2 separate regions of the Homo sapiens genome follow, and region 1 is linked to region 2. A link is a contact called in ENCODE POLR2A ChIA-PET data. All regions are on one chromosome and are shown on one strand. The core of a region is the stretch at or near the end of the contact, and the rest is flanking DNA. Distances in the headings are between cores, read along the strand shown.

The links. ChIA-PET counts read pairs that join two places held with the same protein, here RNA polymerase II (POLR2A).
Region 1: POLR2A ChIA-PET joins it to region 2 with 12 read pairs in B cell. The contact joins the promoter of PPP2R1A here to the promoter of ZNF382 in region 2. POLR2A ChIA-PET finds 5 or more read pairs at or near these places in 3 of 52 experiments (B cell, CD4-positive, alpha-beta T cell and CD8-positive, alpha-beta memory T cell).

Annotation. Positions count from the first base shown.
Region 1 is chr19:52,188,207-52,193,576 of GRCh38, reverse strand. PPP2R1A (protein phosphatase 2 scaffold subunit Aalpha) reads right to left here and starts at 3,525. Exons shown (of 15, transcript NM_014225.6): 1 at 3,403-3,525. The coding sequence starts at 3,480. RefSeq lists enhancers at 3,310-3,549, 3,000-3,967, 3,880-4,099, 4,110-4,159, 4,190-4,319 and 3 more.
Region 2 is chr19:36,603,629-36,609,529 of GRCh38, reverse strand. ZNF382 (zinc finger protein 382) reads right to left here and starts at 4,217. Exons shown (of 5, transcript NM_032825.5): 1 at 4,183-4,217; 2 at 1,908-1,978. It also overlaps a transcript of ZNF529 not described here. RefSeq lists enhancers at 3,766-3,825, 4,806-4,945 and a silencer at 4,186-4,245.

The DNA of each region.
Region 1 (5,370 bases), core at 2,276-4,775, about 16 Mb before region 2:
AGTGTTACAATTAGGCTTGAGCCACCACGTCCAGCAATTTTTCTTCTTAGCAATTACTGCCACTGACATCCCACTACAGATCTACTATCTGTCTCCCAAACCAGAATGTAAACCCCACAAGGGCAGCTTTGCTGTTTTGTTCCCTACTGTATGTCTAGTATCTAAAACAGAGTCTGGCACACAGGAGGTGCTGATAAATATTTGCTGAACAAATAAATCAAGACTACAGGATTTCATGTCCCATGTTCCTTCTAGTATCCTGAACTGTCTCAGACACAATTAAAATGTCTGGCATATGAATATAATCAGCAACCGTGTGTCCCACCCCAGATTCTATTCCACCCTTAGGTCCTACTTCCTTTCCTGGCTCCTTCATTTCTCAGCTGCACAGCTTTGGCCATGTTATTTATGGTGCTTCAGTTTCCTCATCTGGAAAATGTGGACAAGGACAGGACCTACTTCAAAGAGTGATTGTGAGAATTCAGTAAGATCGTCAGTGATATTCCTCTGTACTGTACCTAACATAGAGCAAGCACCCAATAATTTGTTACGCAGATGGTTTAAGTCAGAGGTCAGCAATTTTTTCCCTGCAAAGGGTTAGACAGCAAATATTTGAAGCTTTGCGGCCATCTCTGTTACAACCATGCAACTCTGGGCTGTAGCACAAAAGCAGCCATAGGAGCTTCCAGACAGATGAACACCTCGCGGTTCCTGGGGGGTGGAATGCCTAGGGAGGGCATGGAAGCTCCACACAACTTCCCCCACACCTCACCCTGCATGTGTCTTCATCTGTATCCTTTGCAATATTCTTTAGAATAAACCGGTAAGCTGCCTAGCTCTGATCCTGGCACAAAGACATCTCCCTACAAATGTCTGCTGGTTAGTGGATGGATGGATGAATGAAAAGATGGGAGGATAGATAGCTGAAGGAAGTGATCCTGGAGTTAAAAAAAACAAAAAACTGGCCGGGCATAGTGGCTCACGCCTGTAATTCCAGCACTTTCGGAGGCCGAGGCAGGAGGATCACCTGAGATCAGGAGTCTGAGACCAGCCTGGCCAACACCGGGAAACCCAGTCTCTTCTAAAAACACACACACAAAAATCAGCCAGGCGTGGTGGCCTGCGTCTGTAGTCCCAGCTACTCAAGAGGCTGAGGCAGGAGAATTGCTTGAACCCGGGAGGTGGAGGTTGCAGTGAGCAAAGATCGCGTCAGTGCACTCCAGCCTGGGAAACAGAGCAACAAGACTCCGTCTCAAAAAAAGAAGAAAAAAAAAAAAAGGCCATTACATATCTGTTCCCTCTTCCTGGGAGGCTCTCCCCCACCTTCTTTCAATCTCTTCTCAAACTCTGCATCCTCAGAGGGGCCTTGCCTGATTGGCCTTCTTAAAATGGATCTGCCCCACCCCACTTTGTACTTGCTGTGCCCTCTGCTTTCAGGCGTGTTCTCAAACAGGATCTCAACAAGGCCTCCCCTGACCACACTTTAAAACTGCATGCCCTATATATACCCCATCTCTCTTATTTTTATTTGTCTCCCTAATGCTTATCCCCAGTATACTCTGTTTATTGTCTGTCTCTCCTCACTACAAAATAAACTCCCCAAGGCCTAGAGTTTTTTCTGTCTTGTTCCTGCTATATACCAGTGCTTAGAACAGCGCCCTGCACAGAATAGAGGCCCAATTCAATATGGATTCGCTACCACTACATCCTATTTGTTTCCTTCCCATCACTTTTCAAACACTCATCTATTCAGCTCTGCTGACCTGTTTCACATCTGGATCCTGTATAGCAACTGGTGTCTCCACTATATCCCCAGCATCATATCTCATACATGGCATATATTTACTGAACAAAAGAATTCATACAACCGCCCTATGAACTAGGTAATTAACCCCATTAAAGAGAAGAGGAAACAGGCCTAGAGAGATTAACTAACTTGCCCTTGTCAATCAGTAACAAGTGGAAGGGCCGGGAATACAACCACAACCTGTATGCCACCAGAAACAGTGATATACCAGGAACCTAGGAGGCGAGACCCACGTTTGGCAGGTTACCCAGTGCACCTTGTCCAATTTTATAAATGGGAAAACAGACCTAAAGGGAGGATGGGACCTCTTTAATCACCACTCCCAATAATTACAGCTAATATTTATCGAGCCCTTACAACAGGCCTGACACCATTCTACTTTTTATTTGTGTCATAATTCGTTCAGTCCCTCACAAGTCCCTCCAGCAAGACCAGGACTACAATTAGCCCATATTTTATGGAACACAGAGACCCAAAGCGGTGAAGTAATTTGCACAAGGTCACACAGCAGGTGGGAGGTGGACTTGCAGTTCTAACTGTTCTCAATCCCACACCAGCCCGGCTCAGAGCCTTGGGTCACCTCATCCCATAACCAGGAATGTTCATCCGGGCTGGGCGCGGTGGCTCACGCCTGTAATTCCAACACTTTGGGAGGCCGAGGCGGGTGGATCGCTTGAGGTCAAGAGTTCCCGACCAAGCCTGGCCAACATGGTGAAACCCCGTCTCTGCTAAAAATACAAAAATTAGTCGGGCGTGGTGGCTCGCGCCGGTAATCGCAGCTAATTAGGGAGCTGAGGGGCGAGGATGGTTTGAACCCGGTATGCAGAGGTTGCACTGAGCCGAGATCGCGCCACTGCTCCCCAGCCCCAGCCTGGGCGACACAGAGACTGTCTCAAAAAAAAGAAATAAATAAATGTTCATCTGCTTAGCAAATCCCTCAACCCCTATCCTGGTCAATGGGAGGATCCGGGGAGATGGGGAGGCGGGTTTCTACAACCTAATTCGCTCCTAAACTTGGCTAGTCCCCACCTTTGGTGGGGGGGTGTTTTTGCGTCCCCGTCCTCTTAGGACACCTAAACCAAAATGAGAGGCGGAGGAAGAGCAGGAATTAGGATGGCAGGCCTTCGCCTCTCGGTCCCCACTTGGCCCAGCAGTCGAAACCCAGAAAACAAAAAAACCTTCCCAGGTCCCGACCCACCCGGCGGCCCTCCCCTACTTGGAGCAAGTCATGCGCGCCCCACATCCCCAAGAGGCCATTCAGAGGCCGCCGCCAATCACGGAGTCCTCCTCTCTCCCAGACCCAGTCCGCAGACCCCAGCCCTGGCCACAACCTCCCAGGACCGCGGACCGCCGCGCGCACAGGGCAGGCCCGGGACCCTCGAGGCTAGCGCTGGCCCCCGCCCTCCACTGGGCCGACACCCAATCGGGAGCGCCGTCTCAAGGAGTCCGGGCAACCGGGGAGATAAGAGACGCACGCTGATTGGCCGTCGCCCCCTTCCGCCACTCCCAGCGAACGCTGAGTCTTCTCCGCGAGGGCCGCCCGTGCCCCCAGGTACCCCTCCGCGTCTTCCCCAAGTCCCCCGTAGCCTCCGGACCTGAACGTCCTCATTGCGGAGTTCGTCTATGAGCACCGCGATGGGGTACAGCGAGTCGTCGCCGTCGGCCGCCGCCATCTTGGCTCCGTCCCTTTCCTGTCAGACTGCGGCCAGCGCTGTGCTGAAACGTGGGGGGGGCAATGCTGGGAGAAGAAGGAAGGGCGGGCGTGGGGGCGCCCGAGCCAGTTTACAGGGGCTGCTCCACGGCCATTGGCCGCGCTACCCAGGGCTAAGCTCGCGTTTCTTTGGTCCGGACTTGTGAAGTCCCGCCCACTTCCGATTTGCCATTGGTCGAGTGAACAAGATTTGACTAGTTTGAGCCTAGGAGAGGGGGAAGAAAGCGGAAGTTAGCCGTGTCCTAGCGACCAAGATTGTACCCGCCCTGGTCGCTGCTAACAACGACCGAGACGAGCAGTAGTTTCTAGCCAATGAGGGGCGACATGGGGAGGAGGCTAAGCCTGCCCTTTCTTGAGTCCCCGGGAAGGCTTCTGCGCGTGCGTCGGTGGTAATACGTGACGTCCTGTGGGGAGCTGGAGGGTGTGCAGGTTTTGGGTTACCAGGCCGTGGTTCCGCTGGCTGGCTGGCTGGCTCTCCGCGCCGTTGCGCGGCAGGAGGAGGGAGTGAGACTTTGATTTGTGCTTGATTTATGCCAAGGCCCAGAGAAGGGAGCGACTTGCCCTTCTCTCTTTTTTCTTTTTCTTTCTTTTTTTTTTTTTTTTTTTTTTACTTTTTTAAAGACAGGGTCTCGCTCTGTTGCCCAGACTGTAGTGCAGTGGCAGGATCTTGGCTCACTGCCGCCTGGACCTCCCCGAGCTCAAATGATCCTCTCGCCTCAGCCTGCAGAAATAGCTGGGACTATCGGCGCGCGCCGCTAGGCCCGGCCAATTTTTAAAAAAATGTTTGTGGAGACCGAGTCTCACTGTGTTGAGCTCAGTTGCCTTGCTGTTTGGATGAAACCCAAGCCCCTCGGGCTGGTATTCAATACCCTGTCTAGGCGCGTCTCCCATCTGTTTTTTACCTTTTATCTGATGTCCTGGAGAATTACAGCTGCCTGAGCACTTCTTGCGTTTTCATGCCAGCAAGCCTCCTTGCCCAAGCTGTGCGTTCTGCTAGGGGTGCCTTTCATATTCACTTCTGAGATCTCTGCATAAATGCCTCCCCTTTACTCCCTTTCCTCTCTGTCTTCAGGCTCTGTTCTCTAGGCTTCCAGAGCCACAGAACCCCTCTCTCTGTCTCTCCAGTCCCATCTATCTCTCTGTCTCTCCAATCCCATCTCTCTCTCTCTCTCTCTCCAATCCAATCTCTCTCTCTGTCTCTCAATCCCAGAGCCTGGGCTGTGACTATGTATTCGAATTTGTTTCCTCCATAGAGTGGGAGCAGGATTGGATCTGACTAATCTCTGTTTTTAACCTCTTCAACACAGCCCTACCCCCCCACCGCAATCTTAGGACCACTCTAACTGAGGGAGTTGAATGGGGATGGGAAGGCCTGGGATGCTCTTTCCTCCTTTATTCTGCTACTTGAAGGGCTAGGCTGAGCTAGCACTCTGACAGATCTGAATACCCACAGCATCTATTTCTTTTTTCTTCTTTTTCTTTTTCTTTTTTTTTTTTTGAGACGGAGTCTCGCTCTGTTGCCCAGGCTAGAATGCAGGGGCCCGATCTCGGCATACTACAGCCTCTGTCTCCTGGGTTCAAACAATTATCCTGTCTCAGCCTCCAGAGTACCTGGGATTACAGGCGCCTACCACAACGCCCGGTTAATTTTTGTATTTTTAGTAGAGACGGGGTTTCACCACTTTGGGCCAGGCTGGTCTCAAACTCCTGACCTCAGGGTGATCTGCCTGCCTTGGCTTCCCAAAGTGCTGGGATTACAGGTGTGAGCCACCGCACCCGGCCTTTTTTTTGAGGCGGAGTTTCGCTCTTGTTGCCCCGGCTGAAGTGCAGTGGCTCAATCTCTGCTCACTGC
Region 2 (5,901 bases), core at 2,968-5,467:
ATTGAGGACATAAAAGTTTTGTACTCACAACGAATTTGTTTTGTAGGAATACAGGGCATCAGCTTTTAAAAATTCATGGGGAGAAAAAAACCAGTTAGTAAATCAGGAAATAGCAAAAGGCACAGTATGTTAGGAAACAGTCTTTGAGCTCTAAGAAGGAAAAGGTATATGGAGATAGGCAATGGGGATATTATGACATGATACTAGATTTTTTTTTCCTACAGAACAGTGGTCTTAAAGATATACTGAACACATTCCCAACATTGTAGCTATTTATAAACCATCAATAGGCATTTATGAAAATCTACATTGTTAATGAATACTGCTCTCGAATGTAAATTGTTAGTATTTTATTTCCTTCCAATAGACCGTCTTATACATTCTACTGTGAGGCATGCCCTACTTTGGGTCTGTTGCTTTAAGGAATGTAAAGAACATCAATAAACATAAGTTGACACACGTTATGTGATAAAAGTTTTGAGGTAATACTCCTGAAGACTGGAAAAGGCTTATCACATGTTAGGTGGAAATGACAATTAAGTAACCATGGTTAGAAATGTCTCCTAGATTAAGGAAGTGTCAGCGGGCTGACAGAGGACAACTGCTCCTACATGACCACCATTACAACAGAGATGGTCGTAAATTGGCTGTAGAGTGGAAAAGATACAGGCATTTTATCTGCATAGGCAAATGCATGGCTGCTGGGACTAGAAAGTGAAAATGGGAAACGGAAGAAAATGTAAGCTGGACCAAAGGAAGTAATGAGGTAAGCTTTGGAAATGTACTTTGTCTGTGGAACATACAGGTGGTGATAGCTACTGGAGGTTGAATATTCGGTTCTGACACTCTGGACAGAGGTCTAGAGTGGAGAGGGGTATTTGAGAGTCACTAGAATCACACTAAGTGTAGCCTTCAGAGTGAATCTGATTGTGCGTAGAGAAAAACGGACTGTGAAGAAGAAGAGAACCAATTAGCATCTGAGGAAAACCAGTATTTTAAAGGTTGGTGGATGAGCTAAAGAGGAATTTTCTGAAAGATATGAAAAGAGGACAAAGTACTGTTTGATCAACAATAGAATATTTCAAAAGTGGCCTGGCATATGGATTTCCTTCTCCTGCACCCGCAAATAAAAAATTAGAAGAAACTAAAAAGAAAATAACAAATCTCTAACAGCATTGGAATACTGGAAAGGTTTTCACTGGCAGCCCACAATTTGTAGGAATGGCTAGCAGACATGAATGAAAAAAGATCAGAGAGGAGGAACATAAAACGTGTTTCCTTTACAAGCCTGCAATCAAATTGCTATCCTAAACACCTCACAAAGCAGGACATCTTTCCAGAAACTAATGCTGGGATCTACCACTTCTATTTCCCAACGTACCATTGCAAAACCTAGGCTAGCGGAGATCATCAAGGTTTTTCCACGTCTGCTCCATGACTACTCACAGCTTAGGTCTCAAATCAGCATCAGGACAAGTTAAATTCATTCAAGCCATATATTCCCATTTAAATCAAGACAATACCTTTCTATTCCAGCAGTTTGTTTGTGAGAAGACTGAGAAAGGAGATGATGAATGATATACCCAATGAATATGTACAACCAGAAGGTACACTTGGGGAAGGCTTAAGTTGATTTGGTTGGAATGGAGAAATTGTGAACAGGGCTGGATACAGGGTGAGGCAGGTGAGGCACCTAGAATGCAAAATTTAGGAGGGCACAGCCCTGAGGGTACCCCTTAAATATTTCACCTCATGCCACTTGCCTGCCTCAGCCTAATCTGGCCCTGACTGAAGACTAATTTCATGGAAGCAAATCCCAATATCAGGGAAGGTTAAAGGACAGTGAAGCTCATGTTCATACACCATGAAAAAAAGTTATTTCAGAAAGAGAGGAAACATCATCTCACCTGAGACATGGCTTTGAGATTTCTAGATGAACTTTCTCTTTTGAGCTCCTCTTTTGGAAAAAGAAACAGTCCTGAGAAAGCAAAGATGGAGGATATACGTATGTGAGACCATACTTGACTCAGAACTCCCAGAATTAACTCAGTTAAATCTGCATGAATGTTCACTATTTCAGCACTTGTCCACCCTGTGTACCCTTCAGATGTCCAGGATGGTAGTTAGTGGGAAAACAGACAAATCAGGCTCCCTCACAAACACCAGAAACCCAGTCTCTTGGTAAAGTATACAGGATTCTGGGGAACCTGTTTTAGCTTGAAGAGAGGGAACACTGTGTTTTTCCCTCTGCAGCTCTGCCTTCCATCTACCTCTAACCACAGGTTTACTGTGTATTTCCAAACGGTTCTTCTTGGACTTTTTGCCAATTTACACTGATAGTAGTGGATGAGAATACCTTCCCAAGCCCTGATGAAGACAGTTGACAACTTTTAAATCTTTGCCTATCTGGTCTATGTTGTAGTTGAGAATAATCTTTTTTTTTTTTTTTTTTGAGACAGAGTTTCACTCTTGTTGCCCAGGCTGGAGTGCAATGGTACAATCTTGACTGACCGCAACCTCCACCTCCCGGGTTCAAGCGATTCTCCTGCCTCAGCCTCCTGAGTAGCTGGGATTACAGGCATGCACCACCATGCCCGGCTAATTTTGTATTTTTAGTAGAGATGGGGTTTCTCCATGTTGGTCAGGCTGGTCTCGAATTCTCGATCTCAGGTGATCTGCCCACCTTGGCCTCCCAAAATGCTGGGATTACAGGCATCAGTCACTGCACCAGGCCCGCAAAATAACTATTTTAATTACTACAGTGAGACTGGACTTATTAAAAATCTATCAAATACTTTTTATTATCTTAGCAAGCCTAAGGGAGTAGGAAACCTCACTCATATACAAGTGTTGAAAGTGGTAGTTATGCCAGGCACAGTGGCTCACACCTGTAATCCCAGTACTTTGGCAGGCCGAGGGGGCGGGGGGAGGGGATCACTTGAGGTCAGGAGTTCAAGACCAGCCTGGGCAACATGGTGAAACCCCATCTCTACTAAAAATACAAAAACTAGCCGAGCGTGGTGGCACAAGCCTGTAGTCCCAGCTACTCAGGAAGCTGGGGCAGGAGAATCACTTGAACTTCAGAGGTAGAGGTGGCAGTGAGCAGAGATCATGCCACTACACTCCAGCCTGGGCAAAAGAGCAAGACCTTGTCTTAAAACAAACAAAAAACAACAACAAAAGTGGTAGTTATGGTAAAAAAAAAAAAAAAAAAAAAATTTCCTGCATGTCCCCAATGGAATGCTATTCATTTCAACATACTGGTTTTAGTTAATATGGTGTTTCCAGGAAATGAATCTGGGAATTATGAAAATCATCTCTTCCCCTCTGATACTGTTATCTCTATTTTATTTGCTAAATTGCTACTTAGTTACAGTTTTGGAGGCAGGCTTAATGGCTACTATTCAGATAATCAAGTCTTACATAACCAACTAGCCATGGTCATAACAGAGTTCCTCAATCATTCAAATATTTAGGTCACTAAGGCCACAAAACCACCAGAAGTAACAGTAGGTTACAAACACATGCAGAGTCACAGTCAATCAAACATCCTTCAGAGAACCACCAACCTACAGGCCCCACTTGTCATTCACAACCTCAGACAGCAGCTAACACGACTCCAGGCAGTCACAACCACACCTACAAATCACTTGCAATTCTCCACACTCAAAGGCAGTCTCAAATGCGACTCACACCTAATCTAAAAATAGACACACGCAGAGGAAACCTCGCGCAGCAACACTACTCCGTTCACTTTTCACACACAATCGGCCACAACATCCCAAAGAGAGGCAAGCACCTAAAATGCAGCAGGTTGGGCGCAGGAGGCCACCCCTATTCAGCGCGCGCCCGCGCGCGCGAACACACAGCGCCCGCTCCGCGCGGGGACCCGCCGCCAGCGATGGCGCTTCCGCGGGATCAGAACGGGCAAAATCCCCCTTCGCGGAGCTCGCTCCGGGTCACCCTCAAGGTCACGCCCATGGACCACGCCCGAGGCCCGGCTCGTACAGATCGGAGCGTCTGGATACCGCGGTCCCGGTTTCCTCCTCAGAATTTCCAGGCCCGGCTCGGACTCTTGGTTACCTCCCTGGCCTCCCCACCCGGTTCCGCGTCCTTAGACAGCTCTCCCGGAACGGAGCTCCCAGTGCCCTCCTTGGCCTCCTCAGCACCCCTGGCACCCACCAAGCCTCACCCCCGGCCCAGGGTGAGTCGTCTGCGCCTGCGCACTCGCGCGTGGGCCTGAGCTCCCAGGAGTCTCCGGGGCGGCCCGTTAGTCGCCGCGCGGTGCTAGCTGCCGGCGCTCCCCTCCGTTTGCACCCACGGCCGCCCTATTGCGGCTGGCACTACGCTTCTGCCAGGACCCCGGCTCCCTTTTCCGTTGACCTGGTGTTCGTTTTCCATGTGGTGAGTTGAGGTGACCCGGGTCTGGATGCGAGAAGAGCTCACGGCAGGGGACCTGGGTTCATGGGACGCGGAGAGGGTTTGTGGAGGCAGAAGCCCCAGGCCTGTGTGCAAGTCACCTGCTGGGGAGGGAGACTGTGTGATTGTGTTTGTGTGTGCCGTTCTGTGGCTGCGTCCGTGTGTGGTGGTGTGAGTGGGCGCGCCTGTGATGGTCCCGGGGGGGCGGGGGGTGTGCACAGCAGGGGGTGTGTGTGCACAGCAGGTGCACAGCCCGGGACAGCCCTGACTGTCCCCGATTGGGCCCGCGGGACTGAGTGGGGGCGGGGCCGTTTGTGTGACGGCGCTGAGCGGTGACTATGAATGTGTCATGCTGTTATCAGTGATCCTGTGACAGCGCTGTTGTGACCCACTGGAGACTGTGATCAAAACTGGCCTGGTGCAGCTTTTGTAGAGTTTGATTTCTGCAGTTCTGGGGCTCAGGAATACGTGGACAAGGTCCCCGTATGGCTCGATCTGTGTCTGTGAAGACTCTGAGACCTTCTGTTCTAAAGCATGGCCCCTGTCGCTTTCATAATGCATAATACACAGTGGCATGCAGCCTCGCCAACCTCTGGGGCCAATTTTAAGTTACGTGGTTTCTTGGAGTTTGTTATACTGGGATTTCTTTCACTGCCTCAGTCATTTCACCTTATAACCACGTTGCACAGTGTGCAGTCAAATGGCTATCGAAAAGAAAGTTGGATATTTGAGATCCAGAATGAAGTTTCCAACTGAAAAAGCACAGCCTTGTGTTTCACATGGACAAGGCTGTGTTCTGATATGCACAGCCTCGTGTTTGATATGGAGATGTTAGAGCTGGAATTGCTCCCAAGGCAAGGTTCTGGGAAGATATGATATTGAGGCCCCAGGAGTAGGATTCGTTTCTCCAAAGATTTTGTGTGTGTGTGTGAGATGGAGTTTTGCTCTTGTTGCCCAGGCTGGAGTGCAGTGGCGCAATCTCGGCTCATTGCAACCTCCGCCTTCCGGGTTCAAGCAATTCTCCTGCCTCAGCCTCCCGAGTAGCTGGGATTACAGGCATGCACCACCATGCCCGGCTCATTTTTGTATTTTTAGTAGAGACGGGGTTTCACCATGTTGGTCAGACTGGTCTCGAACTCCTGACCTCAGGTGATCCACCCGCCTCGGCTTCCCAAAGTGCTGGGATTACAGGCGTGAGCCACCGTGCCTAGCCAAAAGATCCCTTTTGGAAGCTCTGTGGGGGCAAGTTGAATATTGCAGATCCACAGCATTTTCATAGCTGTCTAAAGGAAATTATTGTGAATACAGAAACATTTCAGTCCCAGGCTTTGGTGAACCTGACTTTTCTTTATGAAGGGAAGAGTCAACAATATTCCAGTCTTTCTCATACTTCCATCTGGTCATATTCAGCATGGGTTATGGAAGCTTGCCGGTGGTGAAGAATGTGTTCTTATTTAGCCTGTCTGGGCTCCAAGAAAGGCT